Regions from separate parts of the Homo sapiens genome. Here region 1 is linked to region 2. The links are chromatin loops, found by intact Hi-C in ENCODE. Cell type or tissue: dorsolateral prefrontal cortex. All regions are shown on one strand. Each heading gives the region's core, and the rest is flanking DNA. Links, peaks and the distances in the headings are about the cores only.

The links. A loop is a pair of places that touch in the nucleus more often than their neighbours do. Peaks named below come from ENCODE experiments on the same cell type or tissue, not always from the same donor. Only the 100,000 strongest peaks of a DNase experiment are listed, where the experiment ranks them.
Region 1: a loop joins it to region 2, with 6 times the contacts of the local background. A loop is called at or near these places in 1 of 110 quality-filtered maps.

What each region holds. Positions count from the first base shown.
Region 1 is chr18:74,985,927-75,002,595 of GRCh38, forward strand. The region is part of intron 8 of ZNF407 (zinc finger protein 407); the gene reads left to right. Among named protein-coding and RNA genes, the nearest start is that of PTGR3, 210 kb to the right of the region's middle. RefSeq lists enhancers at 8,821-9,322, 9,323-9,822. In dorsolateral prefrontal cortex, for the core only: no CTCF peak of the experiment used is centred there; no DNase peak of the experiment used is centred there.
Region 2 is chr18:74,275,892-74,289,958 of GRCh38, forward strand. The region is part of intron 1 of CYB5A (cytochrome b5 type A); the gene reads right to left. Among named protein-coding and RNA genes, the nearest start is that of CYB5A, 9.0 kb to the right of the region's middle. RefSeq lists enhancers at 93-262, 5,188-5,715, 9,994-10,163. In dorsolateral prefrontal cortex, for the core only: no CTCF peak of the experiment used is centred there; no DNase peak of the experiment used is centred there; H3K4me3 peaks cover 790 bases; H3K27ac peaks cover 976 bases.

The sequences.
Region 1 (16,669 bases), core at 4,639-12,638, 710 kb after region 2:
TGTTTCCCTGATTGAACTTCAGTTATAATCTTTGTAAAATGAAAATAATTTCTTGTTGACTGGCTCATAGAATACTTATGAGGATGGAATATGAAAGCAGTGTGTGTACTGCAGCATCCTGTGTGAACATACAGCATTTTTGCCATCTCCATGTCACTGTGTGTCCTCAGCATTGGCACTCATTGTATGCAGACACATCCACTGCCCCTCACAGCACACAGCAGTTTCACCATAAGACAGACTTCGGCATACAAACTAATAAATACAAATGCAGTCTAGTGTTGATTTTTCTGCTGACGTTTGACAACTTACTGTGAAATAGGAATAAATGTGAGCTCTCGGTGGGAATAGTTAACATACTTTAGGATGCTAGATGCACTGCCAGAAAACTTTAACTACGTCATGTACTCTGTTACCAAAGGAAGTATTTTGACATATTATAGTGAAATGGCACTACTGTTAAATTAAGAATTGTCACCAAAATAAAATTTAAATACTCCAAAGAAGCCATTTAGCTAATACTGTTTCTCGGACCACATGAGTTTACAAATTACTAGTGTATTATATGAAAATTCAAGAAAGTCTAACCATTTCAGCCATTGAATAGTAGCCCCCATCCATGAATGTCATCCATTTTATACTTGGCATTCTCTCTCTCAGTTTCACTTTAAGCTTTTATTTAACAACTACAGTGTGGTTTCGAAAACATCTCCAATTTTTTCCCTCTCAGAGGAAACATGCAATCATATTATGTTACAATAAATGTAGATAGCTGGAAGTAAATTCAGATTGTCCTTAGTTCTTAAAAATATGGATTGAAAAACACACACAAACGCACACACACTTTTCGATGAGTATGTGAATGAAGAATATGCCGTATCCTGTATATTCCAGACAAAAATCCTGTTTATTCTTCTATTTTTTCTCTTAGTTATATTATTTCTAAGAAAAAGGGGGAGATTTTTTAAAATGTATTATGTTTATCTTTCTTATACATTCTTTAACATGTTAATGTATGTTCATATAGGATATTGTGTCTAGTATTTGTTTAAAATATTAGGACTAGTATCCTTCATGTAAAGGTATTTTTGAGCTTTTTAAAAATATTTTTTATTCTCGATGGGCAACCCCAACACCAGACATTTTGACTAAACATCATATAAGTGTTTCAGGAACAGACAAAATACATTAGCTGATACACATCGCGTGTGTTAGAAATGGCATACTCCGAAGTGCATTGAGCACTGGAAAGTTCATGCTGCTTAGAGGCGTGTCGTTGTGTCAGTACCGGGGAATTTTTTTCAAGCTTTTAATCCATACATAGATAAGTCCAAAGTTGTTAAGATCACATTGATTTTATAGCTCCTTTGATAGACGATAACATCATCAGTGTCTGTGAAATTTATTACAGCAATATGTAGAGAATGGTGCAATTATTATTATAGGTCTTACTGTATTACCAAACCCAGTAAGATTGTACGCGAGGAACGGTGAGCTCACGTGTGGTGTCCGTGTTCATCTCCTCCAACAAGAATGTGTGTTGAGAAAAGAGCCACCTTAGCAGGAAGCATCACAGGCTTCTCTATTGATCGGGCTCTGTTTAAGCAATAAGAGAATGTCTCCTTTCAGTGACAAATAAAATTCTTGAAGAGAGGAGAATATGATGTGAACTCTGAGGGGTTAGTGAAGCTGCCTGTCTTGTGTGCCTGTGGCCTAATTAAAAGTTAGAAAAATACAGCCAAGGAAATTAAATTTTAAAGCAAAACTAGAAAAAAAAAACTGGATTAGAATAATGTTCAAATACTTAGGGATACATTTTTTAAAATATATTCAAGACCTGTACAATAAAAACTACAAAACACCGCTTAGAGGAGTTAAAGAAGACCAAGATAGTAGAGATTCCACATTTATAGATGGGAGGACTCAGTGTTGTTAAATGTCAGGTATCCCCACATTGATCTATAGATTCAACACAATCCCAGCCAAATCCTAGGAGGCTTTTGGTAGAAATTGATGAGCTGCTTCTAAAATGTGTGTGGGAATGCAAAGAACCTGTAATAATCAAAACAGTTTTGGAAAAGAAAACAAACTTGGAAGACATGCATACTGGATTCCAATACCTACTCTAAAGATACAATAATGAAGACATATGGATGCAAGAAACATAGTCGGAAGGCCACAAATAGACCCACACAAGCGTGTGGTCAGTTGATTTTCAACAAGATGCCAAGGAGGAAGGAATGATCTTTTTAATTAACGGTTCTGAAATATTATATATCCATATAAAAAAATGAACCTTAACCCTTACACCATTCAAAAAATTGCCTCAAAATGGATCAAAAGCCTAAATATGAAAGTTAAACTTCTAAACCTTTTGGAACAAAACATAGGAGAAAATTTTTCTGACTTTGAGATATTCAGAGATTTCTTGGATAGGATGTAAAAAGCACAAATGGTGAAAGAAAAAGAACTGATAAATTGAACCATCAAAGTTGAAAGCTTTTGCTCTTCAAAAGATACTGTTAAGAAAATAAAGAGAAAAGATATATATATATAGATAGATATAAAATAGTTTTTATATATTTTTATATATATCTGGCCTAGTTCTTGATTCTAGAGTACTTAAAGAACAAATCACCACTCAAAAATAAGACAAAAACCCAACTAAGAAAAATAGCATTGTTCAATTCTGTAACCCTAAAACTTGAAGTATAATAATAATAAAAAAAATAAATAAACAAACAAAAAAAATAGCAGAAGACAATGTGCAAGTGGCCAGTAAGTAGATGAGATGGTGTTCAATGTCACCACCCTTCAGGACAATACAATTAAAGCCACGAGGAGATGCCACTACATACCCATCAAAATAGCTAACAATCAAAAGACAACCTATACCAAATGTTAGTGAGGATGTAGTCATCTAGAATTTTCAGACATCGCTGGGGAGAGTGTGAAATGGTACAGCCACTTTACAAAACAGTTTGATAAGTTCTTATAAAATTAAACATACACCTATCCACTATATAACCTAGCCATCCGACTCCTAGGTTTTTAACCAAAATAAATGAAAAGATGCATCCACCTGAAACCTTATCCATGAATGCTCATGGCAACTTTGTTCAAGTAATCGAAAGTTAGAAACAACTCAAATGTCTATCAAAAGATAAGTAAATAAACAAGTTATGGTCAATGGAATACTATTTAGTAAGAAAAAGGCCTGAACTAACAACATGGATGCGCCTCAGCAATGTTATCCTGAGAGAAAGAAGTGAGACCCAAGCAAATACTACTCTACGATTCAATTTATGAAGCTCTGGAAAAGACAGATCTCTAGGGACAGAAAGCAGATATTTGATTGACAGGATGTGGGAGGTTACTGACTACAGGAGGACACTGAGGAACATTTTGGTGTCCAGGATATGTACATTATCTTGATTGTGGTGGTGTAACCACAGGGCTGTATAGATTTGTCAAAACTCAGCACAATGTGCAAGCTACATGGGCACTGTTTATTGTATATCACACAGACCTCATAGAGCATTTAAGCGAGAAAGGGCACATGCCAAGAATTATCCTACTTCCTTTCGAAGATTCTATGAACTTAGCATTTTAGATATTGGAATTACATTTCTTGGCTGGGGGCGGTGGCTCACACCTGTAATCCCAGCATTTTGGGAGGCTGAGGCAGGCAGATCACCTGAGGTAAGGAGTTCGACACCAACCTGGCCAACATGGCGAGACCCCATCTCTACTAAAAACACAAAAAATTAGCCGGGCATGGTGGTGGGCACCTGTAATCCCAGCTACTCAGGAGGCCAAGGCAGGAGAATCGCTTGAACCCAGGAGGTGGAGGTTGCAGTGAGCCAAGATCCCACGACTGTACTCCAGCCTGGGCGACAGAGCGAAACTCTGTCTCAAAAAAAAAAAAAAAATTCTATTTCCTAATCATAAAAAAATGAAATTTTGATGCTTTTCTGTGATAATTATTTATATACTTTTCATTTACCATCTTATATGTTAAATCCATGAATTATGAAAATGATATTCTCTGAAAATCAAACATCTAATATTCAGCAGCTTGTACATGTCCTGTGCTGCCTAAAATTTTTAAACATCATTCTTTACCAAATTCAAAAGTATTATCTTTAGAAAAATTATTGGAGATTTCTATGACACATTATTGATGTATTTTTAAGGATAATTGCAGAAGTGGGGGAAAGGCAGTAAACATCAGTGAAACTTCAGGTACTCGGGGTAATAGAATATTAAGCATAGAAAAATTAAACGCTCTGTGCAGATGTCAATTAGTTCCTTCTGCGAATCTGATACCCATCAACAAATGGAGTACTTAGTAACTTACCCTAGCTCAACCAAGTTTACTGTGACTGGCTTTGGTTAAGTTGGACAATAGCCAAAGGAATCTAAAATGCTACAGCAAAATTGTGGTCATTAAAGTAAATTTTGTCTGAATTTTATCTTTTTTTCCCTTAAATTTCTGGATTTGATTCACTTTGACACTCTTCTGATTCTGTTCTATTTCTGCATGCTATTAAACAATTTGAAACTGTATATGACAACAGAAATCTCTTTCAAAAGTCAAAGAATTGACAGGGTTTCCTGAAAATTTCAACCAAAGTTTTTATAACTTCACAGATGATTCATACACAATGTAAAATGCTAAGTGTAGCTGAGTTCCTTTTGAACTTATTTTTGCAGAAGTGATTTTTGGGAAACTGTGAGCTTTCATAAATGCCACATTAACTCTTCTTACAGAAGCAAAACAAAACCTCACACTCAACTCTTGACTTTGGCATCCAGTCTTCAGACGACCTCTGATGTATATGGGTGGGATTTGTGCACCATACAGCTTTGCGAAATGTGAAATTGCCCTATGGATGAACTGCAATCTGTTCTTTTGTGTATTTTACTAAAGAATGTCAGCTGAACTCGTGGGGAAGGGGAAGTGCTGATATGTCCTCCCTTGTCTTCAAGACACAGATGGCCCAGATATGTTTGTGGCTGAGTGTAGGTGAAGGGGGTGCTGAGCTGCCATTCAACAAAGATGGATGAAATCGGAGAAGTTCAGAGGAAAAAACTGGCATACACCCAGGGGCATTAGCATATGAAACCATTGTCTGATGTGCTAGTTCAGCTTACTTGCACATTGAATTTTCAGTTAGGTTTTTTTCTAGTTTATTTAATTACCTGCTTATAACAATTCAAGCAAGTCATGAGAAAGTTATAACTTATGAAACTAAAAAGCTGATAGCACGCAGATAAAACCTGGAAACCAAAATCTGAGGGTAGTAGAAGGGACTCCTGTAGAAGCTTCACATAGCTGTTTGTGTGCACACACTTCGATTTGGGTTATGTTTAACAGCAGTGCCTTGCAAGATGAAACTGCTGTGGTTTTCAGTAGCTTTTACCTTCTGTATATCTTTGATTTCTAGAACTATATATTTTAAATGTTGTGGCACCAATAAAATTTTGAGAATTGTAAATCTAATAGCAATTAGGCCATTTTCTTTCTAAGATGAGTCATCTCTTTTACAATGAAGAGAAGGCAAGTCTTGTGTGGCAATTTTTCTATTTAAAATGGGCTGCTAGCATTATAGCATATACATATATATTCTTCTTTAAAATCAATACCTATTCGGTATTGGTCACTAAATTTAAACATGGTTATTCTTAACATTTCCTAAAATTTATTCTTACCTTAATGGGCTTTCCATATATATTATGAAATAGGTTGAGTTCTATGTTCAGATTTCTCTAACATTTCTGAGCCCACTGATTCTTCACTTGTGGCCATCACTACATCACTTAATCTAGTTCACCCACTTAAACTCTCAGATGTATCCCAGACTCAGCATTTGAAAACTAATGTTCAGCCAAGTCCCTTCAGGAGTATTCCTTGCTTCTAGTTAGCCTTCTCAAACAGTTTTGAGAGAAAATAATAGGTCCAAAACTTACTTTTCTACATGAACCTTGTAGGTCCAAAGCTTACTTTTTAGCATGAACCTTGTATAAATTTGAACTCTCCAGCTTCGCATGGCACCAGGAAAGCTGAAAGGATATCAGGGTTTTAGGACTTCCCCACTCCTCACAATGGAACTGCCACAGCCAGTGAGAACTGAGGTCATGCATCTTAGAGCAGTAGCATAGGGGAGGGATGAAGATGTATCCAGGCTGAAGCCAGCTGCTGTTCTGAGTGCCCACGATACATTCATGAGCAAAACGAGGAGTCTTGGCCTTCTGGAGTATTTATTCTAGCAGAAAGAGACAGACACTGAACAAAAGGCATAGTAAATAATTACATTCCTTTTTAAAAGATAAAGTACTATAAAGAAAAGACAGTGGAGAAAAATAGTGGGGGTTGGGAGTTCTGGAGATGGCCCTGGGTGGGGAGGAGACAGGCAGTTACCATAGTCGATTGGAAGGTCTGGGTAGGCCTTGTTGGGATGGAGACATAGGAGCAAGGAGTTGAAGGTAATTAGAGAACTCGTTGTGGGTCCGCCTGGCACAAGAGTGTTCTGGGTGGAAAGAAGAACCAGTGCAAAGTGAACTGAAACATCACTGGTGTGATGGGGCAGATTGAAGGTGGGGAAATCCGCATTTCCATGGTGAGCTGAGGATTCGTGGATAAGAGCTGGATGACATCAAGAAGGGCTGTGAGCGTCACGGAAGGTGGACCTTCAGACTTCTGTCGAAGAGAAAACTACAGTGAGGGGTCTCCCCTGGGACAGTTGGAGTTTGTTTATTTGCAATAAGGCAAGTGTTGTTGTTTGCAGAAAACTGTGACAAGGCCCTTTGCATAGAAGTCTCACAGTGATTTTTGGGATGGGCACAAAAGAGTGAACATTCTCACTTCAATTTTAAGAAGACAAAGATTCAAACAAAAAATAAGCAAAAGAAGATATTTAAGCAGCCAAAAAGCACATGAAATGATGCTAATCATCGCCAGTTTTTAGGAACGTGAAAATTAAAACTATAATAACATGCCACTGCACACCCACTAAGATGACTGAAATTAAAAAGACTTAAGAATGCCAAACATTAGTGAGGACATGGAGGAGCATCTGGAATTGTTGGGCATTGCTGGTAGTACTGTAAAAATGGTACAGCCAATTTGGAAAACAGTTTAGCCATTTCCTGTAAAACTAAACATATACTTACTTACCATATGACCCAACGATTCCACTCCTAGGAATTTACCCAAAAGGGATAAAAGCAAAAAGCATATATTCATGCAAAGATTTATATATGAATATTTATGATAGTTCTATATGTTTATAATAGCTATTTATAGTCAAAAGCTAAAAATAACTCTAGTGCCCATCAACAGCAGATGAATGGACAATTCATCCGTAACATGGAGTATTAGCAATAAAAATGAAGGCACTATGGATGCACTACATTATGGATGAGTCTCAAAAGTGTGCTAAGCAAAAGCGCAGACACAGAAGAGTGCACTCTGCAGTTCCACTCATTTCCCGAGCCGCAACAGGCAGTTCTCATCCATAGGGTTGTAAGCCAGAGCTGTGTTTTCCTGGGGCTGGGACAGGGGACCTCAGGAAAATTCTGAGGGTAATGAAATTATTCTATATCTTATTTGTGGTGGTGGTTACAAGGGTGAGTAGATGTGTCAAAACTCATTGAGCTATACACTTAGAAGTGTATCCAATTAACTGACTATAAATTACACTTCAGTAAGGTTGGTTTTAAAAAATGTTTGAAGCTAAACTGTTAAGAAACAAAAAAATACGCAGCGATTAAGTAATAGTTAACAGTGTTCCCTAATCTAAGGAAAGCTCGTCAGAAAACTGTATTTAGGGCTGGGCTTTAAATGGTTCAAATGGTGAACACTCCTTTGGGTATAGGATATGGAAAAATACTTTGTAATTTAAGATGCAGAAAAACAATTTGAATCAGGTAAGCTCTCATTTAGGAACATTCTTCTAAATGACTGGCGTGTATTTTAATAAGTGACTGAAGTGTGAGAGACAAAGACTGGTGCACTATTCCAGAATAAAGGAGATTCACAGACACGCCACATAATGCTGTGGTCCGGTTTGGACCCTGCGCCAGAATTTCTTCTTCTTTTATCTGTTTTGCTATAAACCACATTGTTGGAACATCTAATGAAATTAGAATAAGGTCTGTAGATTGGAGAATATTAGTGTATCATTTTTAAATCCCACAGTTTTGTGCATTGTTCTGTGGCTGTGTAAGAGAAGGTCCTTGTTCATAGGAAGCTCACAAGTATTCATGAGTAAAAGAGCATCAGTTCTTCAGCTTACTCCCAAATGGCTCATAAAAAAAAAATGTGTATATATAGAAAGAGTAGATAAATGCTGTAAAACATTTACAATGAGATAAAAGTATAAGAGAGTAGTTCTTTGTGCCATCCTTGCAACTTGTAAATTTGACATTATTTCCGCTTAAAAAGTTACAAAAAATAAGATCAAGATCCAGGTTGTGTCAAAGGGCTGTTTGCTGAAAAGCATGCAAATTTCCTGTGAGGAAATAACTGGGAAGAGCCACAGAAGTGATGAAAATGAACATTTCCAGAGAAATTGTGTCTGGAAAGTCTGCATCCTTGTTTAAAGCAAACAGTCAGGAAGGAGGCCAGTGGCAGAAGGGGAGGCAGTTCGACCCTGAATGTGGACTGTCCCTGCTGGTGTGTGTCCATCTGTGCAGAGAGCAGGGCTCATGTTTAGATTCTCAAACGGTAGGGAGTATTACAGTGCAGTTCACTTTGGACACGTGTCCTATGACCAGGAAACCATATGCAAAAGACGGCAGCGGCACTCAGGACCCAGCGACAGGAAGAATAGATGATGGAAAGGGCCGGGGAGGGCACTCGTGGGCAGTGAGCGGCCACAGCACAGTGTGGACAGAATTCTGGGAGTGACTTTGAAGACAGAGTTGAGATTTTTTTCTACAATTGATGAGGGTGGAAGAAGTTTATTATTGATTTATCAACTATCTAGACATAAAAGCAACGAAATTTCAAGGAGACGAAATGGTGTCCAAATGTTAGAGAAGTGACAAGCCGTGGTTCTGCAGCTGTATTCATTTTAAGCAGGCTAGAAATCTTTACTCAATGTATGTATTTTCTTTCTCTGACTTCCTGTGTGAAAAAACAGTTTGACACCCTGAAATGACTCACATCCTGAATATGTTGCTAATTGAATATTTATCGAAGGCTGACTTATATTTGCAAATTCATGGAATGTAAAGGACAGTGGAGCTAGATCTGCGTGACTGCAGGGGCAAGTGTGAACGGCAGGGCCTGGCTTGGGCGATTTGAGTGTGCCAGGAGCCGTGGCACCTTAGGGCTAAAGGAGACCACATCCATGGTAAACAGCATTCTGGATGCTGTGTGGAGAGTGGCCAGAGGGTCACAAAAGGGGCAGCCAAGAGACAGGTTCAGAGACTACTGCAGTAACCGAGCTGAGGGTGATTCGATCCTACACTGGGTTGCAGTGTGGGTGGACCAGTTGTGAAGTGGGCAGGTTCTAAAAAAAGCATTAGGCTATCAAAGAAACCTTAACACTGATCCTCACAGAAAATAGTATTTTATTCGCTTCCTAAATTATTTTGCTGACCGTGCTGTTTGTAGCTCTGGGTCAGCTCTGTCTCACTGTGCATTTGTTATATTTCTTTTTTCTTTCTGTTTTCTAGATTATTATCAATGAAGTCTTAATCTTTTTTAATGAAATCATTTGGAAGAGGCTTTGGTGGGAGAGGCAGAAGGGAGGGTGACAATGCTGGGCCCTTCCTCTGTCTTTTTCTGGGCAGTTCATTCGGCTGTGCTCTGAGGCTACCATTTCTTGTTTAAGAGATACCGAGGGACTTGTGCTTGGCTCTGCTTTTTTCCTTAGACAACTTTGTGTTAGATCAGGGAAATCTATATGCATTCAGAGTGAGTGGTTTTGTTATTTTTACTTTGAGAATTTTTAGAATTGTTAGAAGCTTGGGATTATAAGGCCATGTATTCTTAATATATTAAAATTCAGTTTTAACCACTGTGATGTGAATACATGGTCTTTGGAAGCTTTTAAAGTAAATTCTTTCAAAATACATGATAAACTCAGCATTAGGTATCATATCTAGAAAACTACTCAAGTTTGGTTTTAATACTAAACAAATAGTGTTCAGTATTGAAATGTTTACAAATTGAATAGTAGGATTTTATGTTAATCAGCCCGCTGAAAACGGAGGCAGGACTTTATGAAACAGAGAAGGCAGCTTCCGTAAGGTAAATCCTACTAGATGAGGCAGGCGCCAACAAGCATTTTCTTAGTTTTTCACAGCGGTGGCTTTTGAGGCTGTAAAATGATGACTCTGGCCTCCTGTGTGAATAAGAGCATTTAAGGTGGACAGTTTGGGGTTTCAGTTAGTCACCTTCCTTGATTTGAGAAACGCTTATCACTTATTATGGCAGTAAAAATGATTGGTTACTTACAGTCTTAGGACATATTTTAACTGTGTTACTTGGGCATTCTGGATGTGTTTTTATTTTAAAATGTATTTAGAAAAAGGAAATGAAGTCAGGAGGTGAACGGCAATAAGTGTTTAATAGTCGCAGATGCACAAAAGGCAGGGCTCTGATTTCGTTATTCAACCTTTGTGCACAGGCAGAGAGCAGCTCAGAAAGTGATTCTTCGAATATGGGATGTAGAATTAGGTTACAACTTCTGCTGATGAAGAAAATGTGAGGTTCCGAATGGACATTAGACATTTTAGATTAGAAAGAGGAAAGGAAAGTAATGAGTCCTATTTCTAAATGAATTTAAAAAGCAATCTGATTTTAGTTCTTGCAAGGCAGAGAAAATAAAATAAAAACTATCGTACTTTATTTACTAACCAATGAATTGAATTGTCTGCCTTTTATTACAGATGTAAAGTAAAGACTATGAAGAGACAATCATTTTTGTAGCTATCAGACTTTCAGTAACATATCTCTTGTGGTTTAAATAACAGATAGTTTAAGTGTTTTTCCATTACCTTTGTGTAAATGAAAAATGCATAAAATATTTTAGCAAGGCAAAGTAATCCAAGGAGATTGTTATTTTGTGTTACAAATTAGGTTATTTCTGTCATAAAATTAAAGAAAAAAATCAACGTTAGGACATTTCAGCTTAATATCATTTACCAGAAGGCATGTGTAACAGATTTAATGAGCTAGCAGGTCACCTGAATCCAGCTGTTCCCGACCAGCTTTATGAAACAGAGAATGCAGCTAGCAGTGGGAGGTAAGCATTATTACAAGCTCTCAAGGAGTTACAAAATCGATTTCTGCTTGAATGAATTAATTTAGATTATCAATTTATAACCAGCTACACGAATCCCATCAACTCAACAGTTCCGTGAATGATCAGGTTCAGTCCTTGTAAGGGCTTCACAATTAGGGGCCTCTCGCAGCTCTGCAGTTAGCACCTGCCTGATGGCTCTCCTGACAAAGTTACTGGGCCCAGCAAAAGGAAAAGGGAACTGCTTGTTCAGGCCCATCGCAGACGTAAAATACAGCCTCTTGAAAAAATAGACATAACAAAAACTTAAGTAAAAAAAATAAATAAAAAGACTAAATGTGCATGTTTGAGATTTTTGTCCTTGTGCCCTTTTTGTGTCCATGGGCCCATGTGTCCGTGGAGTGGTTCTGACCATTCCAGGTGAACTTTAAAATCACCCCTCTGCACTTTGGAATGTTGGGGACAGAGCTGTTTCCTTCAGACTCATTAGAAAATGACCAGCCAACTGTGGCCATTTTCTTCTCCTATAAAGGCTGGGGTTCTAAGCATTTGTTTCATGGTGAAAAGTGGATTCAACCTGCTCTTCTTCTTCCTGCGTAGTCACTTTTTTTTACTTCTACCTCTGCTTACCCAGCTGTCTAAAAACGAAAAATGCTCATTCTGATCCACAATACTAGCCATTTCTTGAAGACATTTTTTCTACTCAATCTTAAATTGATCACATGGCTCTGTTGTTCTTCACTTGTTTTCTGCAATCCTGATGCCTTACACTTGTACCCTGTGTGGAGATCACTCTCACAGCCATGATCTTGTGCAGCCTTTGCAGCACCTGCGGAATGTGCAAGTGATGTTCCTCATCTCCAAGATGAGGAGCCTGGTGCCAGCTGCCAGTGGGACCGCTGCACCCACGGGCTCACCAGTCATCCAAGGAGGGCTGGGATTTGAACACAGGCCTTCAGCTGCACAGTTAAGAATCCTTTTTTTCATGGGATGATGTTTCTTGTCAATAAGATTTAATTCCCTGAGGCAGAGAGAGTTTTAATTCCTTTTTCTTTAGTTTACTCAGCTTAGCTCAGTGAAGGGCAAAGCAAAAACACCAAGAAAAATTACTTTTTGAATTAAATGAATGTCTTCTTTGCCTAGCCCCATCCTTCCCAGGCTGTCTGTCAGCTCTTGCCTCCTTCAGTGTGGGAAGGTCCCCTGTCCTATCACTACAGGCCTTTGATGGGTCAAAATACCTGTCTGTGTTCTCCTCTAATCCACTTTTCCATATAATGCTTTCTTTCTTTCACATAGATCATACTTAGATCATCACTTCTATGTTGATGTACATATTTTTTTCAATTAACGAAGGACATGAACAGACACTTCTCAAAAGAAGACATTTATGCAGCCAAAAAACACATGAAGAAATGCTCATCATCACTGGCCATCAGAGAAATGCAAATCAAAACCACTATGAGATATCATCTCACACCAGTTAGAATGGCAATCATTAAAAAGTCAGGAAACAACAGGTGCTGGAGAGGATGCGGAGAAATAGGAACACTTTTACACTGTTGGTGGGACTGTAAACTAGTTCAACCATTGTGGAAGTCAGTGTGGCGATTCCTCAGGGATCTAGAACTAGAAATACCATTTGACCCAGCCATCCCATTACTGGGTATATACCCAAATGAGTATAAATCATGCTGCTATAAAGACACATGCACACGTATGTTTATTGCGGCACTATTCACAATAGCAAAGACTTGGAACCAACCCAAATGTCCAACAATGATAGACTGGATTAAGAAAATGTGGCACATATACACCATGGAATATTATGCAGCCATAAAAAATGATGAGTTCATATCCTTTGTAGGGACATGGATGAAATTGGAAACCATCATTCTCAGTAAACTATCGCAAGAACAAAAAACCAAACACCGCATATTCTCACTCATAGGTGGGAATTGAACAATGAGATCACATGGACACAGGAAGGGGAATATCACACTCTGGGGACTGTGGTGGGGTCGGGGGAGGGGGGAGGGATAGCATTGGGAGATATACCTAATGCTAGATGACACATTAGTGGGTGCAGCGCACCAGCATGGCACATGTATACATATGTAACTAACCTGCACAATGTGCACATGTACCCTAAAACTTAGAGTATAATAAAAAAAAAAAAAAAAAAAAAAAAAAACAAAGGTAAAACTTAAGTATTTTGTTTGAAAGTTGTAGGTTTATTTATACAAACTGTGATTCGTGTCTGCTTTCCCCTGGCTTAACCCTTTGGACATCTTTTCATTGCTACCATAGCCACATGGCAGAACATATTTCTGAGAAAGAAAATAATTTAGAGTCTACTCCAGGAATATAGGAATATTGCTCACGAATGTGCCAGACTTTTAATTTCTTATTTTTGAATCATTGTATTGAAGAATAACAGTGAACTCAAATCTCATAAAGATTGCTGATAGTGTAAAAGAGAATGATTCTTATACTTTGATGCCCACAAAAAGAATAAATTTATATGAATATGAGTCACTTTAGGAAATACGTCTTGATTATTCTTCCATTATTGAAGAAATTGGCCTGATCAATGTAGCCAAGATGACTGCATTTCAACATTGTCACTTTATTTTGCAACTTTAATTTTCAATGATGTTTTGACACAATGTGTTACATGAAAAAAAGTAACCTAGGTCTGAGGGCATGAATCTGAACAGCCAGTGGCTAACATGATAGCTTGTGATTTCCCTGAGAGAACATAAATAGAATATCATGTAATCTTAGAAAATCATAAGAAAGTTCTTTATGGATTGATACCTGATATATTTAAATAAGCAGAAAAGGCAATGTAAAGAACTCTGGGTGCTGGTGCTGTGGATTTGTATTACAAGGAAAGAGTACGCATAAATGTATCTGCTCTTATTTCCATAAAATATCTGTGGGCGGGTCCACAGGAAACCGATATGGCAGGTTTGTTCTGGACAGGGAAACCCAGTGTCAGGGGGACGTGAGTTGGAGAGCGATGTTTTTACTGGATGCTCATTTGTACCTTTTGAGTTTTGAACCAGTTGAATGTATTATCTATTCAAGACAGATTAATTTTTAAATAACATGCTACAGTCCTAGCACAGAGGATTCTTTTGAGACGTAAAACAACGGTTGTGAAAGTGTTTTGTAATTTGTAAATATACTAATATTATAATTGCAAAGAGTTAATGTTATTCAGCTGTCACAGTTGATTCTGTTACAAAGGCTGAAATGGTCATATCCGTCAGGGCGTGATCTCTTTTTCTTGGTGCTCCTCAAACATCATCAGCCTAGTAAAATTTAGACCAGTGTGATCCTCTGAAATAAATCTGTCAAAGTTGACAATAGAAAATGTTTTCCTTGATATGGCATCTCTTCAGATGGCTAAAGCAATAACTATGCAAAAAAATAGCTATCTGGTTTAAGTTTTAAGATAAAAGATGCATCTATTTTTAATCTTTCATCATTACTCTTTTTTTCTGCATCATTTTTATATATTTTATTAATGCAAATTTTATTGTATTCACTATTAAGTTGTAATTAATATTTACCTGCCTATGTGCTCAACCTTATACTAAGAGCATTGTGGAATATAAACTAGGATGAAGTAATTGTGCTTCACCTGAAAGATCATACATATGTGCATCGAATGCTTGGAGAATGATTATAATAATCAGAATGATGGCATCAACGTCACATTAAGGTGCGTAGATAGCCTTTAGTAGGGTGCAGTGAAATATCCTCACAGACCCTGTCTCCCTGCACCCTCCTCCCCATTTGATTTATTACTCATTTCCAGAATTCTCTTTTTGAGGGCCCCTACCAGAAATTGGTCATTTCTGTTCAGACTCATCAGTGCCTATCACATGATGTCCCACCAGAAGCTGAGCTTTCAGGGCCGGAGCCCAGCCTCCGCAGTGTTTGTTTCTCCAGGGCCTGGCAGGGTTTCTAGCACAGACTGGGGAAAATGGGTGGGGAAGATAGATATCTTTGAAGTGCCGACTGTAACAATAGGAGTTCAACACAGGGAGGGACATCATGGGTTGGAAAAATTAGTAAATGGGACAAATAATATTATAAATAGAATGATATCTTTTTATGAAATGTTTCTAATTTGGCATTGGACTGAAAACCTTAAGGTTTTATTTTGAGCCAGAAAGTTATATGATAAACGATATCTATTAGGGGGAGAAGACCTTTCTCTGTAATTTTTATCATCACAAACCATTATTAGACAACAGTTAACAGTCCTCTCTGGGCAAAGAGCACATTTTTAGGTTAAGTGAAAATGAAAAATGCCAGTTGTTAAGGTACTGAAGAGTAGTGAAGTACTATGAGAAATAAACATAGAACCATAGGAATAGAGCAAAAGGAAACAGAATGCGTTCAACCCAGCACACATGATGGAATCTTTCCTCAAAAGTTGTCTGAAATGCCAAATATCTCCAACCCTGTATTTCTGTCAATTCGCATGTGAAAATCAGGAGAGACATTAGCAGTAGCAACAGAGAATTCAGAGTTTTGCAAGCATATTTTATAAAGATGGAGTACAGAATAGAAATTGAAATATAGTAGGTTGTATGTGGAATCTGTGATTAGACAGGTCGTTCTCACCTGGAGGAGATTCTGTCCCCCGTGAATATTTGGCAATATTTGGAGACATTTTGGGTTGTCCCACCTTGGGCAAGGGCAGTTTTGGGAGAGGAGGCTACTGGCCTTTAGCGGGTGGAGACCAAGTGCTGCTGAACATTCTGCAATGCACAGGCAGCCCCCATACCAGAGTCACCCAGTCCAGAATGTCCAGGAGCCAGGGTCCAGAGAGCCCGGTCTCCACAGGTAAAGAAACAGGAGGAAACCAAGAGAGTGGGCCTATGAGGGCTGGCCAGCCATGTGAGCGCAACTGCAGCCTTCAGCCTTCTTCCCATTTTTCTCCTAAAAGGGCTTATGTGTTTTTAAAAAATGGATTTGTTCTTGCTGATATGGGATATTTTGTATAGTTTGACTGTTAGAGCTCCTCGTGATTGAATTAATAAATATTCTGACCACAAGTTTCTAAATGCAGGTTTTCTAAGAAGCCACTAGGGTAATAGACTTTCCTTTTTCTTTCTTTCCTCTTCCCCTCTCCCTCGCTAGGAGCCCTCTGTAGTCCCTAGGGCAGCTGTAATTGTTGGTAGGAGGAGATGAGAAGGAAAGAGTAGACTGGAACATTTACGTTCCAGTTCTCATTAAATCACCTAAGAGCAGCAGGACCCGGGATGACTCAGCCAGACTCTAAGCCCCATTTGCTCCTTTTCTTAGAAAGAGGTCAGGGCCGGGCGCGGTGGCTGACGCCTGTAATCCCAGCACTTTGGGAGGACAAGGCGGGTGGATCACGAGGTCAGGAG
Region 2 (14,067 bases), core at 4,830-12,829:
CACACAGTAGGGTGGCCAGGGAGGACCCGGCGGTGCGCAGACCAGATACCCCAACACCAGCGCGGCACCGGGATCTGACCCAGCCCAGAGGCGTCTCCAACCCCATTTCTCCCCCTCGACCCAACACAAGCTCCAGCCTTAATACTTAACTCCCTCAGCTTCCTGCACAGCCCACTATCCTCCACCTCCTCTGTGAGCCTGGCATCAAAACCAGGCAACTGACCTGGAGATCTTGACTCCAAACGGTAGGGTGAAGGTGAAAAATCCCAGAGGCTTAGAGGTGCAAAGGACCTTCAGAGACTCAACATCCTAAATTTTCAGACAGAGAAAATGGGACGCAGAGGAATGAAGCCCAGTGCCACACTGATAGCTCACGAGGGAGGTGGGACGGGAACCCTGCTTTCTGACTTTGAGAGTTCAGTTCCCCCCACCTTTTTTTCTGAACATGCAAATAAAGTGACCATTTTTACATTTCTGAACAAAGTATCTTTAAATATAAAAAGATGTCTTAAAAATAAAGTTTCTTCATAAATTTCCCTTTTGAGAATTTGGGAGAAAACTTCACAGACTTCTAAACCTCAAGAAATTTTGTCATCTGCCCTGCCTTTCTGGGTCTTACGAAGTACAAAAGATTCAGCACACACACACACACACACACACACACACACACACCCTTCTGTCAGGGTTCCACTTGACTACAAGGTTGTCACTATTAAACAGTCAAAAGCGTATGCAAAACGACACTACAATATGACAATCTGCAGCAGGTCAAAGTCATGCCTTCGGAGGGTTTGCTTAACCAAGCAAAAATGAACCGAACCCAGGGGAATGAACGCAGGCCGCCTGACTCCACACCAGGTCTCCTAACCACTGTATGTACTAAGAGGAGAGCCACTTTAACAGGCGTCTAAGTCGAGATGATTCCCGTGTCCCTCAGGCACAGTCTGTTTGGCAGCTACCCATCTGCAGGATTAAGTCATATAATTAATTAGTAGACTCCTTGGCAAGTAAGAGAAGTTCGAGAAAGACAACCATAACAAAAAACCCTTTTCACCTAAATGCAATGCTAAGTGACTGAAGTCCATCCATTCTGGAGTTTTAAACAGGATCTTTCATTCCAAATGCTTAACATACCAAAAAAGGTGGAGTACAGAGATTGTCCATAAACAACAAGTAGGCAAAAACAACCTTTAATTTAAAGAGCTTATCTGCAATAGTTAAGCCCAAAATGAAAACAATTCAAAAGAGTTTGGAGAATGAACAATTGATGCAAGATTTAGAATAAGATAACAAGATGCCCTGACCAAACATTTCCTATCATTTCTGGATGCTGTTTTTCTAAGACGGGAAAGGGTGATGGCCTCAAAGTTGGTTTGAGTTCATCAGACTTCTGTCCTGCTCCATTCTGGACTCTGTGGAGGGGCCAGCATCTGCATGGGGCACCAACTCGGGGCTTCATATCCACCCTCTCACTGTATCCCCATAAGCCTTGATGGAATTACTTCCCATTTCACCTAGAAGGTCATGGCATGAAACTAAAGAGGCCCCTCTGGCAGTCACCCAGCTTGCCTATGGGACCCACAAACTCATTCAAACATCTGATGAATGCCAAGCCATGCTCTGTTGCTACCAAAATGGCAAAGTCATGGCCCCACCCTCAAGAAGTTAGAGTCTAGTAAGGAAACTGACATGTAAACAGATAGCTAAATGTGGCGAGCATCAGGTGCAGGAGTCATGGCACAAAAGATGGAGGGATTAACTCTCCCAGGAGTGTGAGGCAGAGAAAAGGCCCAGGAGGGGTCACTCAGGAGGCAACGCTTAGACTCTGTGTGAACATTTCAGCAGGAGCTCGCCAGGTGAGCAAGGGGAGGCATCCCAAGCCCGGGACACAGACACATAGAGGCCCTGAGGCAGAACACAACGGTGTCATGGAGGATACAGGGGTAACTTTATATGGCTCAGGTGAGGGCTTGGGTCTCCAGTGAGAAATTAACCCAGAAAGCCCAGACTGGAAGAGAGCACCTGGAGTTTCTGCCGAAGATCTCTGCATTTCACAGCCTGAACAAATGCCTTCAATTTCTCTCCTTTCCACTCTAGCAGCCAGGGAAAAAGTCTAGGGACAAATAATGATGAATATCAGTGGGTAACATCTAATAAATGCTCACTGTGTATAGGGAAGTATTCTGAGCACTTGTGTGGACCCTTCTAAAGCTCATAAGCCCAAGAGGCAGGCATTACCATTACTATCCCCACTTTACAGACAGAGGTGACGGAGCCAGTTAGGGGAGGCCCTGGGGAATGAACGCAGGCCGCCTGACTCCACGCCAAGTCTCCTGACCACTGTGTGTACTGAGAGGAGAGCCACTTCGCTGAGATCTGCTAACAGGGGTCTAAGTCCAGATGATTCCTGAGTCCCTCAGGCACAGTCTATCTGGCAGCTACCCATCTGCAGGATTAAGTGAATTAATTAGCAGACTCCGTGGCAAGTAAGAGATGTTCGAGAAAGATCAGTTCACTTTTCCTTCTTCCTCATCCCCATTTTATATTGCCACAGAGACTATGTATAGTCCCTGGCACAGTTCCTGGCCTTTGTAAATTGCTGAAGGCCAATTCCAGCACCAAACCCAAGGGACCCCCTTCTCACCACCTCTCCTTCATCTTCAAAAGTTATCTCTGGATTTAATCAACTGGCTGGATTCTCCTGAATCACAGAACCAAATGGCACACATTCACAGAAACATCCTATGATAAAAATAATAGACATTTCTACATGAGATGGTTCTTAAAGGTTAGTTAGGCCAAGGGCAGACAGGTCTTATGCACAGCCTGTGAGCTGGCAATCATCCTGCAGAATGCTGTTAGAATTTCCTCTTCTTGAAAAAGAGAAACAAAATTCTTCTTAATTACTTTTAGAACTGAATTAGTAAATGTTTGGTCTAAAACGTACTGGTAACCAAATTTTGGTCACTATGCCCTGACCAGTATTTCAACTTCTACCATTACTACACTTGTCTCATTGGATAAAATAAAGCAGGTGTGCTAATTCTTCCTCTAATCTCTGAAGAGTACATAAGCCACCAATTCTGACATGATGACCTTGGGGTACAGGGAAGGACCAGGGACAGGCCTGCTTCTGAGGGACAAGAGCAGGAGGGCACTGTGGCACCAGTCCTGCCAGGCCCAGAGCTGCCACAGCTTACCTCCTGCTTTGTAACCCAATGCAACCCGATGTCCTCAGAGGAATATGCAAGCCACCAAAACTGGGGGCCCAGTGGTAGATGAGTGATGACCTAAGAGAGGCTGTTACTCTAACTACGATCTATCTTAAGCTGGAATGGCCAAAAGATGAGACAAGGCCGGGCGCGGTGGCTCACGCCTATAACCCCAGCACTCTGGGAGGCCAAGGCAGGCGGATCACCTGAGGTCAGGAGTTTGAGATCAGCCTGGCCAACAAGGCAAAACTCTGTCTCTACTAAAAAATACAAAAATTAGCCAGGCATGGTGTCAGCCACCTGTAATCCCAGCTACTCAGGAAGCTGAGGCAGGGAGAACTGCTTGAACCCGGGAGGCAGAAGTTGCAGTGAGTTGAGATCGTGCCACTGCACTCCAGCCTGGGCGACAGAGTGAGACTCCGTCTCAAAAATAAATAAATAATAAATAAAAATAAATAAAAAACAAAAGAGATAATAGAATAGCCTACGCTCAGCCCAGAGGTGGAAAGAAAGCAGGATTGACAGTGGCATGTGCCCATCTCTCTCTTTTGTTTTTTTTCCTCTCAATGCCAAATAACTAGGCCTCTCTTTCATGTTTAATCATAATAAACTGGGTTGAAATATGCAGGTGAGACAAAGGAGAAATAAAATAAGGTATCAGAAAATTATTCAATGTCACCCAGCAGCCATTCCACATCAGCTTTCTAGTATTTTATATTTATAAACTTTTAATTCTTATTCAATCAATAAATAACTATTTAGTCCTTTCTATGTGCCAGCATTGTTCTAAAAACTGGATTTATCAGTGAATAAAAGAGAAAAAGTCCTGCATTCACAGAGCATACATTTCTAGTGGAAGGACACAGAGAAGCAAAAACTAATAAATGAGTACATTATACCGTATGTTACAAGGTAATACATGCTACAGGGAAAAACTCAGCAGCATAACTGGGCTCAGCAGTGCAGGGGGCTGGGGTAATATCCAGGCTTAAATACGGTGGTCAGGTGATAGTGTTGAGGTGATAGTGAGTGAGTACTCAAAGGAGGTGAGGCAGGGAACCATATGTTATTTGGGGGGAATAACCTTCCAGTGCAAAGAATTGAAAATGGATCACATTTCTACTACATCTAAGAATTCTTTGCCTAATCCTAAGTCACCTTAAAAAGTTTCACATGTCGGCCAGGTGCAGTGGCTCATGCCTGTAATCCTGGCACTTTGGGAGGCCAAGGCAGGTAGACCACTTGAGCCTCAGAAGTTTGAGACCAGCTGGCAGCTGGGCAACACGGCAAAACCCTGTCTCTACAAAAAAAAAAAAAAAGGGAAATTAGCCAGGCATGGTGGTGCACACCTGTAGTCCTCGCTACTTGGGAGGCTGAGGTTGGAGAATCACCTGAGTCCAGGTGGTGGAGGCTGCAGTGAACCGTGATCATGCCATTGCACTCCAGCCTGAGTGACAGAGTAAGACCCTGTCTCAAAAAAAAAAAAAAAAAGTTTTACATTTTATATTTAGATCTATGATCCATTCTGAGTTAATTGGCATAAGGTGTGAGGTTTCAGTCAAGGTTTATGTTTTTGGTTATTGATGTCCAGTTGTTCCAGAATTATGTGCTGAAAAGGCTATCCTTCCTCTATCGACTTGCTTTTCCATCTCTGTCAACAATGAGGTGGAAATCTTTGTGCGAGTCTATCTCTGGCCTCTCTATTCTGCTACATGGACATACGTATGTGTCCCTCTGCCAGAACTACACTTTCCTGACAACTGCAGCCATATCCTAAGTCTTAAAATGGGGCAGTGTAATCAGCCCTTGAAGGGTTTAAACAGAGTATACGGACTGACCCCATCTGACTTTAAAATGTCACTCTATTATGGTGAGAATATGCTGTCGGGGGCAGGAGGGGACCACGCGAGAGAAGATGGAGGCTCCAACCAGGGGAGCAGCAGTAGACATGGTAAAAAATTGGTGAGATTCTGACATTATGAAAGTTAGGCCCACAGAATGTCCTGGTGGACTGGATGTGGGTATGAGAGCAAGAGAAGAGAGGAGCACAACCCCCAGGCTTTTGGCCTGAGCAGCTGGGAGAATGGAACTGCCATCTGCTGAGATGGGGACATGCAGAGGGAGCAGGTGTGTTTCCCACGTTAGGGTGAGAAGCCTACTGGACATCTAACTGTGATGTAGCCTCAGGGATACAAGAGCCAGTTCAGGACAGAGGTCTTTCTGGCCAGGATGTGACAATCCAGGATTCATTAGCACATTAAAGCCATGCTACTGTGTGAGCCTGCCAAAGCGGAAAAGCCCAGGCCCCAGGGGGGCCCTCCAATAAGGAGGTCGGACAGAAGAGAAGTGGGAAAAGGAGACAGGAGGTGGAGGGAGGAGGGAACCAGGAGAGGATGGCAACCCAGGAGGGTGAGCATCTATGTCAGAGTCTGCTGAGCCACTGTGTTGGAGAACTGAGAGCTGACACAAGGCACCCTGGGAGACCTTGGCAAGAGAAGCTGTGGTGAACAGGTGTGGTTTAAAAGGGAATGGAGGAGGTGGATTGGAGACCAGGCTTAACAACCCTTTCAGAGGCTTCTACTATTCAGGGGAGCAGAAAAATGAGGAAATCCTGGAGGGGGCAGAAGAGTCAAGGGAGGCTGTGTGTGTGTGTGTGTGTGTGTGTATGTGTGTGTTTCAGGGGAGAAGGGAATATGTGTGTTTTTGCAGGAGAGGAGGGTGTGTGTGTGTGTGTGTGTGTTTTGCAGGAAAGGAGAAAACAGCAGGAACACTGATGAGAATAACCCAGCAGGGTGTGGCCTGGAGGGGCCTGGTTTATACTGGGGAACATCGGGTGGCTTAGGGAATGTCTGTGAGTGGGAAGGGGAACAGGATCTCAGGCACAGGTGGAGGCCCGGGCTCTGGGCAGGAAGAGACTGGAAAATGCAGACCAAAGTGCTCCCCTCACCTTTAATTCTCCTCTTCCCTTCTACTGACTGCCTGGGAGCCTCCCTCGATGCCATTCTTGTGTTCCATGCTCTGAGACTATGTCACAATCCAGACTTTCACAATACAGTCCCACTAGTTTCTAACTGTGCAATCCTCAGGGACAAAATCCCAGGCCAAGGCCTACAGAGTAAGAAGAGATCACACTAGCATGTGCCGTGTGTGGAAAAAGGGGGTAAAATAAGATAGTCACAGAGCAGGGACTTGTGTCTGTTTCTCCACCAGGCTCTCCTCTTCCATCCTGGGAAGTTACTTTCTGGCACCGGACAAGGGCCACAGAGTAAGAAGGGATCACACTAGTATGCACTGTGTATGGAAAAAGGGGGAAAAAAATAAGATAGTCACAGAGCAGGGGCTCGTATCTGTTCCTCCACCAGGCTCTCCTCTTCCATCCCCGGAAGAGTGACTTCCTGGCACCGGACATGGGCCAGGTGCACAGCAGGCGGGCAGGCAGGAGCCCTCATCGCGTGGAAAAAGCAGCATATCACAGCCGGGAGGGTCTAACTGCTAGCAGAGGCACAAAACGGGATGGGACACCATGCTGAGACCTGAACAGGGCCAAGCCTGACACAGGGGAAACCAGGGCAAAGGTTTCAAGGTAAAAACAAGTTTGGCTTGTTTGAGAAACAAAGAGAAAGGGTCAATGTGATCAGGTGTGGGCATTAGCAGGGAGGACACAGTGTTATTTGCTGAGGTGGGGGAGGTAGGTAAGGACCAGATCATTCAGAGCTTTCCAAACCAGGGCAAAGAGATACAATTTTATTCTAAATGCAACAGGAAGCCATTGAAAGGAACTGAACAGAAAAAGGACAATCTGTTTCCAAAAGATCAAGTTTTTTTTGTGTGCTTCTCCTAGAAATCACACTTTTCAATGCCATAAATAGCATTTATTACTCAAGCTGAAAACTCATAAAACCACCACCCATTTGATGGAACCAATGAAATCCTGAGAACTGACTGCCCAGTGGCCACCATGAGAGGTGGCAAAGATACAAGAGAGGCCACACCAGGGCATCTGCTCTCAGCTTGGAGGAGAAAGATATTCTAACCACCCTGCAACCAACCTCGTGGCACATGCAGAGGGGATATGGACCCGGAAGGGGAGGGCGAGAGATGAGCGGGACCCACTGAGGGATTTATCAGAGCAGGAACCTCCTCGGATTTCCATTTAAACAATCCTTCCCAGGGCAGTCATTTAAGATGCCTTTCACCAAACAACACATGCCTCCTCACACATACCCACTACACGTGCAAACAATCTCTTTCCGAACCAAAACCACACCGATGATTCAGCCCCTGCCAGGTGAGAGCAGCATCTGGGTCACAAACAAACTGAGGCCGTGAAGACTCCACCCCGACTCCCTCTATTTAAAAATTCCTCTACAAGAAACAGGAATGGCTGTTTCCTTCACCTCCTAGAAGGCAACATAGTAAACTGACAACAGATGGAAAGAAAGGCATATTTTTGTCCATTAACTTTCCAAGGGTTTTGGCTTTGTTCAGATATTTGCATCACAAATTCCCTTTGCTTTCTCCCTGGTTCCTCCAGAGAACTCTCCAGTGATCAAGGTCTCCAGCAAATGACAGCAACTCTGTATCAGTGGGATGCACTTTTGCTTTTAAAGCTACGCTAGGTTCTCATCAATACTCCTTGGATCTCAAGCCTCAGCAACAGACTCAGCACTGAAGACACTGGGTCGCAGCGCCCGCAGCCTGGACTGAAGCCCTGGCTTTGCTCCTTATCGTCTGTGGGACTTGCTGAGCAAGCTGCAAAATCTCCCTAAGACATACCGTCTTACCTTTAAAAGGGAGGACACAATCACCACTGACCCCATAGGGTTGTTTTGAAGATTAAAAGCACAGGCCGGGCGCAGTGGCTCACACCTGTAATCTTAGCACTTTGGGAGGCCGAGGCGAGTGGATCACTTGAGGTCAGGGGTTTGAGACCAACCTGACCAACATGGTGAAACCTCATCTCTAATGAAAATACAAAATTAGTCAGCCTGGTGGTGCATGCCTGTAATCCCAGCTACTTGGGAGGCTGAGGCAAGAGAATCGCTTGAACTTGGGAGGTGGAAGGTTGCAGTGAGCCGAGATTGCACCATTGCACTCCAGCCTGGGCAACAACAGTGAAACTCCATCTCCAAAAAAAAAAAAAAAAAAAAGAGAGATTAAAAGCACAAACGCAAAGAAGGTTTTATGTGCAAAAAGCACTTGGCACACTCCCTAGCACATACTGAATGTCCATAAACATTCAGCCAACGTCCACTGCTATCACTTTTCTTATTAGCTCACTAGGGATTGTTGGGGAGGGGAGGATTAAAGAATAGCATTTACTTGGGGACGATTAATGAATGGCATTTACTTAATTAACACTTTCTGAGGAAGACGAGGGAAAGAAGTCTGGATATATTTTGTGACCTGGCTAATTCTGGACACAGCTGCACAAAGCTTAATGAATAGGTCTGCCAAGAACAAACAATAGCAGGCAGTGAAAGAAACAAGCTGCAAACTGACACTCCCCAGGCCCTCAACTACAGAAGAGTTCAAGTGATTCCATTTCAGACAGGCTCCCGTGCCCACCAGCCAGGCAGAGAGGACCCTTAACTGAGCCTAGAGGCTGTTAATCACCCCATCCCTTCCCTTAGGTCCACATCCCTTATCCCTCGCCCCCTCCAGAGCCTCCCCAGCGTCAGTGCTGGTTCAGATGCCATCATTTTGGCATGGGCCTGCTAGAGACAGAATTCTACGGATGTAAGAAAGTAACTTCTTGCCATCATCCACAGAGCCGTCAGCTCTAAGCCAACAGGCAGCACAGGCCAGATTCTATTCAACAGCAAGAACGGAGCTGTCCCCACCCAATCTTCAGCTCACCCTCCCGGTCCCCATGTTGGAACTCAGTAAAAGGCACAGATACCCAGTTACTATATACACTCAAGACTATGTTCCCAAGAAAACTAGGTCCAAGGGTAATAGGAAAGGAAGCACACTTGATTAAAATGTTCTGTTTTTCAGAATTAAGGGCAATGAATTTCAACACCCATACTCTGTTCCTCTATCCCCAAGCCTTGGAAAGCACTGGTCTATGCAATGTAGGCAGCCATGTTCAAAGGAAAATAACAAAGAGCAAGTCCCTACAACAAAACCTGCTAGAAAGGACACTCTTGAGACTCCAGAAATGGCTCTGAGCCTGCTACTCAGTTTCCCATGTAGTCAGCTGCTGCCTCCGGTCACTTTTCTGATGCTTTGAGCCTTCAGACAATGAAATTCTTTCATAGAATAGACAAGGTATTACTTGCCACAGCTTCACTTTTAAGAGAATTTATAAGCTAAAGGGGATAAAAAATTATTCCATACATTTCCCTTTTTAACAGAAGTACACAGCCAAATTCAGGAAGGGAGGTGAATGAGGCGCAACCAAGTTCCTCCACTCCTAAGAACCGAGAAATGCACACACTGGTGTGCCACCCCAGGGTGCTCTGGTAACATCCATCAAAATTTAGAGTGGCTCATGCCTGTAATCCCAGCACTCTGGGAGGCCAAAGGGGGCAGATCACTTGAGCCTAGGAGTTCGAGACCAGCCTGGGCAACAAGAGACTACATTTCTACAAAAAATACAAAAATTAGCTGGGCATGGTGGCTCATGCCTGTGGTCCCAGCTATTCCAGAGGGAGGACTGGTTGAGCCCAGGAGGTCAAGGCTGCAGTGAGCTGAGATCACACCACGGCCTGGGCAACACAGCAAGACCCCATCTCAAAAAAAAAAAAAAAAAAAAAAGTAGAAGTGTACATCCTTTCACCCAAGAATCCCACTTACAAAGATCTACCATAAGGAGGTAATTGCAGGTGGGAACCTAAAAACATGGAAGGAAAGAGGATTCCGTATATTAGGATCCCTCTATACAATAAGGAGGCAGCCTGGGAACAGGAGTTACTGAAATTCAGGACTGGTCCCTCAACACCTAGTTTAGTGGGGAAAAAGGGAGATTACAGAGCAGCATGCAGAGCACATTTCCATGGATGTAAAGCACATCCACGAGCAAGGTGTTGTAGTAGTGAGTGTGCAAACTGCTCAAGCTGGCCACCTTCGGGGAGCAGAGCTCCAGGCAGCTTTGAGTTTCTTCTTTGCAGTTTTCCACACTGTCCACTTCCTTAACATGATCATGTATTATTTTCCCCTTACACAATAAAGTTGTATGTTTAAAAGCTCCTGAAATGGGATGATTTCCAATCTTGCAAAGCACACATTCCTGAACAATTATATTTCATGTGAATATTTGTATTTTGAGTCATTTTGTTTACTAGTTAACACTATAATTCCTGAGATATGTTCCTACTAAATGGACCTTCCACATAAAAACAATTTATTTTAAAATTTTAATTCAATCAAAATATAGTCACTTAAATGCCTTCTCTACATATTTTTTCCAGTGTTCTCACATATATCATTTCTCCCAATGCAGATGGCAGTGACAGAATAGTTCCCACTTCAGAACAAGGAAAGTGACTGAAAGAAATACCTGACTTGCCCAAGGTCACCTCCATGATATGTCTAAGACCAGGTCTAGTTTTCCTAACCCCAGCCCAGTGCTTTCCCATGAATGCCCAGCGGGACAGGGTTGTTCAGACTCCACTCAACTACAAAGGCACTTATCAGCCATCTTCACCAGGAGGACTTTTCAGAATACCAGACATTCACATTCAGTAAAATTGTGCATGTTATTTATTCCTTGATTGACCAAAGCCGGCTTGCATGTGTTTTCCCTTCCTTATTTACAATTTTCATCAACCTTTAAGATAATCAAAAAGCAAAAGTTAATTTGCTGTTTCTTTACTGTTTTCTTTACTGTTTCAAAACAAAGTTGCCTCTTGGAACCTCTTTTCAAAAGTAGCAACAGGTTACCAAAAAATATAGAGATATATATAGAAATATACAAAAGCCTCACGGGTTCACATTCCCCAGGTGGCCTTCTAAGATGTGGTTTTACTACCACTTTACCCAAGATGCCTAAGCCACCAACACTACCAACAATAACTTTATATTTCCCTTCTACAGACTCTGTAATTTCTAAGTTTTATTTACCTAACGGTATATATTAAATAATAATAATGTTCCCATTTTACATGCATCAAAGGCATATTTGCCAACTGCAGCCTTTAGTAGCATGAGATTCAGAATACTATCAAATTTTCTTGCAAAAAGCAAAGGCATTTAGTATTTTAGCCCTAAATATGGTAGCTTTAACAAGGGTAAAGATACGTGTTCTATGTTTTTCAAAATTAAGGGCAATGAATTTCAGCACCCATACTCTCTTCCTCGATTCCCAAGCCTTAGAACCACTGGTCTACGCAACATAGGCAGCCATGTTCAATGGAAAATAACAAAGAGCAAGTCCCTACAATAAAACCTGCTAGAAAGGACACTTTTAAGACTCCAAAAATCAAAGTGAGTCAGGAGCCAATAGCTTCTATGAGGCAGAATGCTGTAAAGAACATTTAAGGCTCAGGTCCAAGACTATCAGAATCCCAGGAACACTAGAAAATGTTCTACAGAAGCAAGTTTCCATTTTTATGATGTAAAGGGAGAGGAGACAACTTCACAAAAAGACATTCTGCTTTATAAAATTTTCCAGGACAGTATCTATTTCACGAATCAAACACCCACTGACTTGAACCAAAAGCAACAGCTAATGGAAGTGTTGTTAATTACAGGATACCTTTCTCTCTCCCCTCCACAGCTCTTTTAAAAACTGAATAGATGCTGCTGCCCAAATCACAGAAAGGGAAATGCAAACATTTCTCCCCCTGGTCCTAAATGCCTAAGTTTTCATTTCAAATAACTGTCCCTTAAAGTTCTATGATCAAGCAAAGACTCAATTTCACAAATATAAACTCAAAAACTAGAACTCAGGATTGAAAAAAAAATCTAGTTCAAAATATGTAGGCAATAAAGCTCAAAATCTTTTAAGTATCAGACAGTAACTAAGCACCTGCTGCTATGTCGACTGCCATTAATAATAAGCCAGTCTTCCCTCTTAGGTTTCTACCCCTCCGCCTAAACAACAAAAACAGCTTTAGTGGCCATTATTTCAGGAGGTCGGAGCACATGCTGCACCTGTGAGCTTCAACCTGTGTTCTTGGCTTGTACCTGCCAGCAGAGCAGGATCCCTCCACCATCTCACCACACACCTTCTCAACATGAACACGGACATGCACATAAATCTAGGACATTCTGAAAGAAGGGGAAATACTCAGCCATGAGAAATCCTGTCCATACGGATGGGGGATCTCACAGTAAACAAAGGTCTAGCCCATAATGACTGAAAGTTCATTTGAGAGTTAGAAGGAGAAGATAAATCTTTCCTATTTAGGTAAATTAGGTGAGATAAAATATTTGTTAGTTAACACACAAAGGCTTCATGAAATTCTGGAGCCTTTCAACAATAGAAGACAGGAAAGAGGATCGGGCAAGCGGGGAAGAGAGACAGAGACATTCTGCACTCATTTCTGTTTTAAAAGTACGTTTCAGACAAACAGACTAGCCTCATAACAAACTACCTGGCAGGGCAGTGTGCTGAAGAGCTCTGAGCGAGTGAGCTTATTGGAGATATAACCCCAGGAGCACAGGAAGTCACCTGCAAGGAATCCTGGCTAGAGTCTCAGATAGAACCCAGAGAGAGGCTCCCAGAGGCTTTGCCGGGGGCTGGGAAGCCAATGACCAGGACATGCAATAAGCAAGAGATGGTCACAGAAAGTCAAAGCAAATAATAAAGACGGCAAATGGAAAAACACGTCCATAAGAGGTCGAATCGGGAGGTGCCCAGAGGTCAGACACAATCCAGTGAAAGGCTAAGTGGCCTTGCTTGTTCCCAGAACCACATGTTGGCAGACAGTGGAGGCAGAAACGCATGCAGTTCTCGCAATGCCTGAAGATCCCTCCAACCTCTTAAAGTCAACAGGACCAAAACCAAACTAACTCCTTGTGTTTCTCCCAGACCCCAGCCTCCTCACTCACGCCATCCTCCTAGCCGTTCCAGGGGTCAGCCACCCTCTTGTTCATTTTATTTGAGATGCATTCTCCACAAAAACTTTGAGTAAGAAAAAATAAAGAAATTTGTTTTCAGCTAATTTACCCACTCAAGAGCTTGCTCTCATCTCTCAGTTTTTCTCGGAAAATTTTTTGCACAATCCCTCCTTTCCTGACTCACAGGAATGAAATGTGAAAGTAAATAGTTTTGAGTACATTTTAACAATAATCTTCACTTCCCTATTATCGTCTCTGAAAATCTACCCCTAAAGTCATGCACAGTAACCTTAGTAATTCTCAAGTTGGAGAGATTATGTGCCCTAGGGGACCTCTGGCAATATCTGGAGACATTTTGGGTTGCTATAAATAGGGGAGGTAGGGCTGGGAGCAGTGGCTCACGCCTGTAATCCCAGCACTTTGGGAGGCTAAGGTGGGTGGATCACCTGAGATCAGCAGTTCGAGACCAACTTGGCCAACATGTTGAAACCCTGTCTCTATTAAAAATACAAAAATTAGCTGGGCGTGATGGTGTGCGCCTGTAATCCCAGCTACTTGGGAGGCTGAGGCAGGAGAATTGGTTGAACCCAGGAGGCAGAGGTTGCAGTGAGTCGAGATCACACCATTGCACTCCAGCCTGGGCCACAAGAGCAAAACTCTGTCTCAAAAAAAAAAAAAAAAAAAAATAGGGGAGGTGGTGGTACCGGTCATCTAGTGGGTAGAACTCAGGGAGGTGGCTCAATATCCTACAATGCCCAGGACAGACGCCACAACAAAGATCGGCTGGCCCAAAATGTCAACAGTGCCAGGGTTGAAAAAACTCGCTTTAGGAGAAGACAAGAAAAGA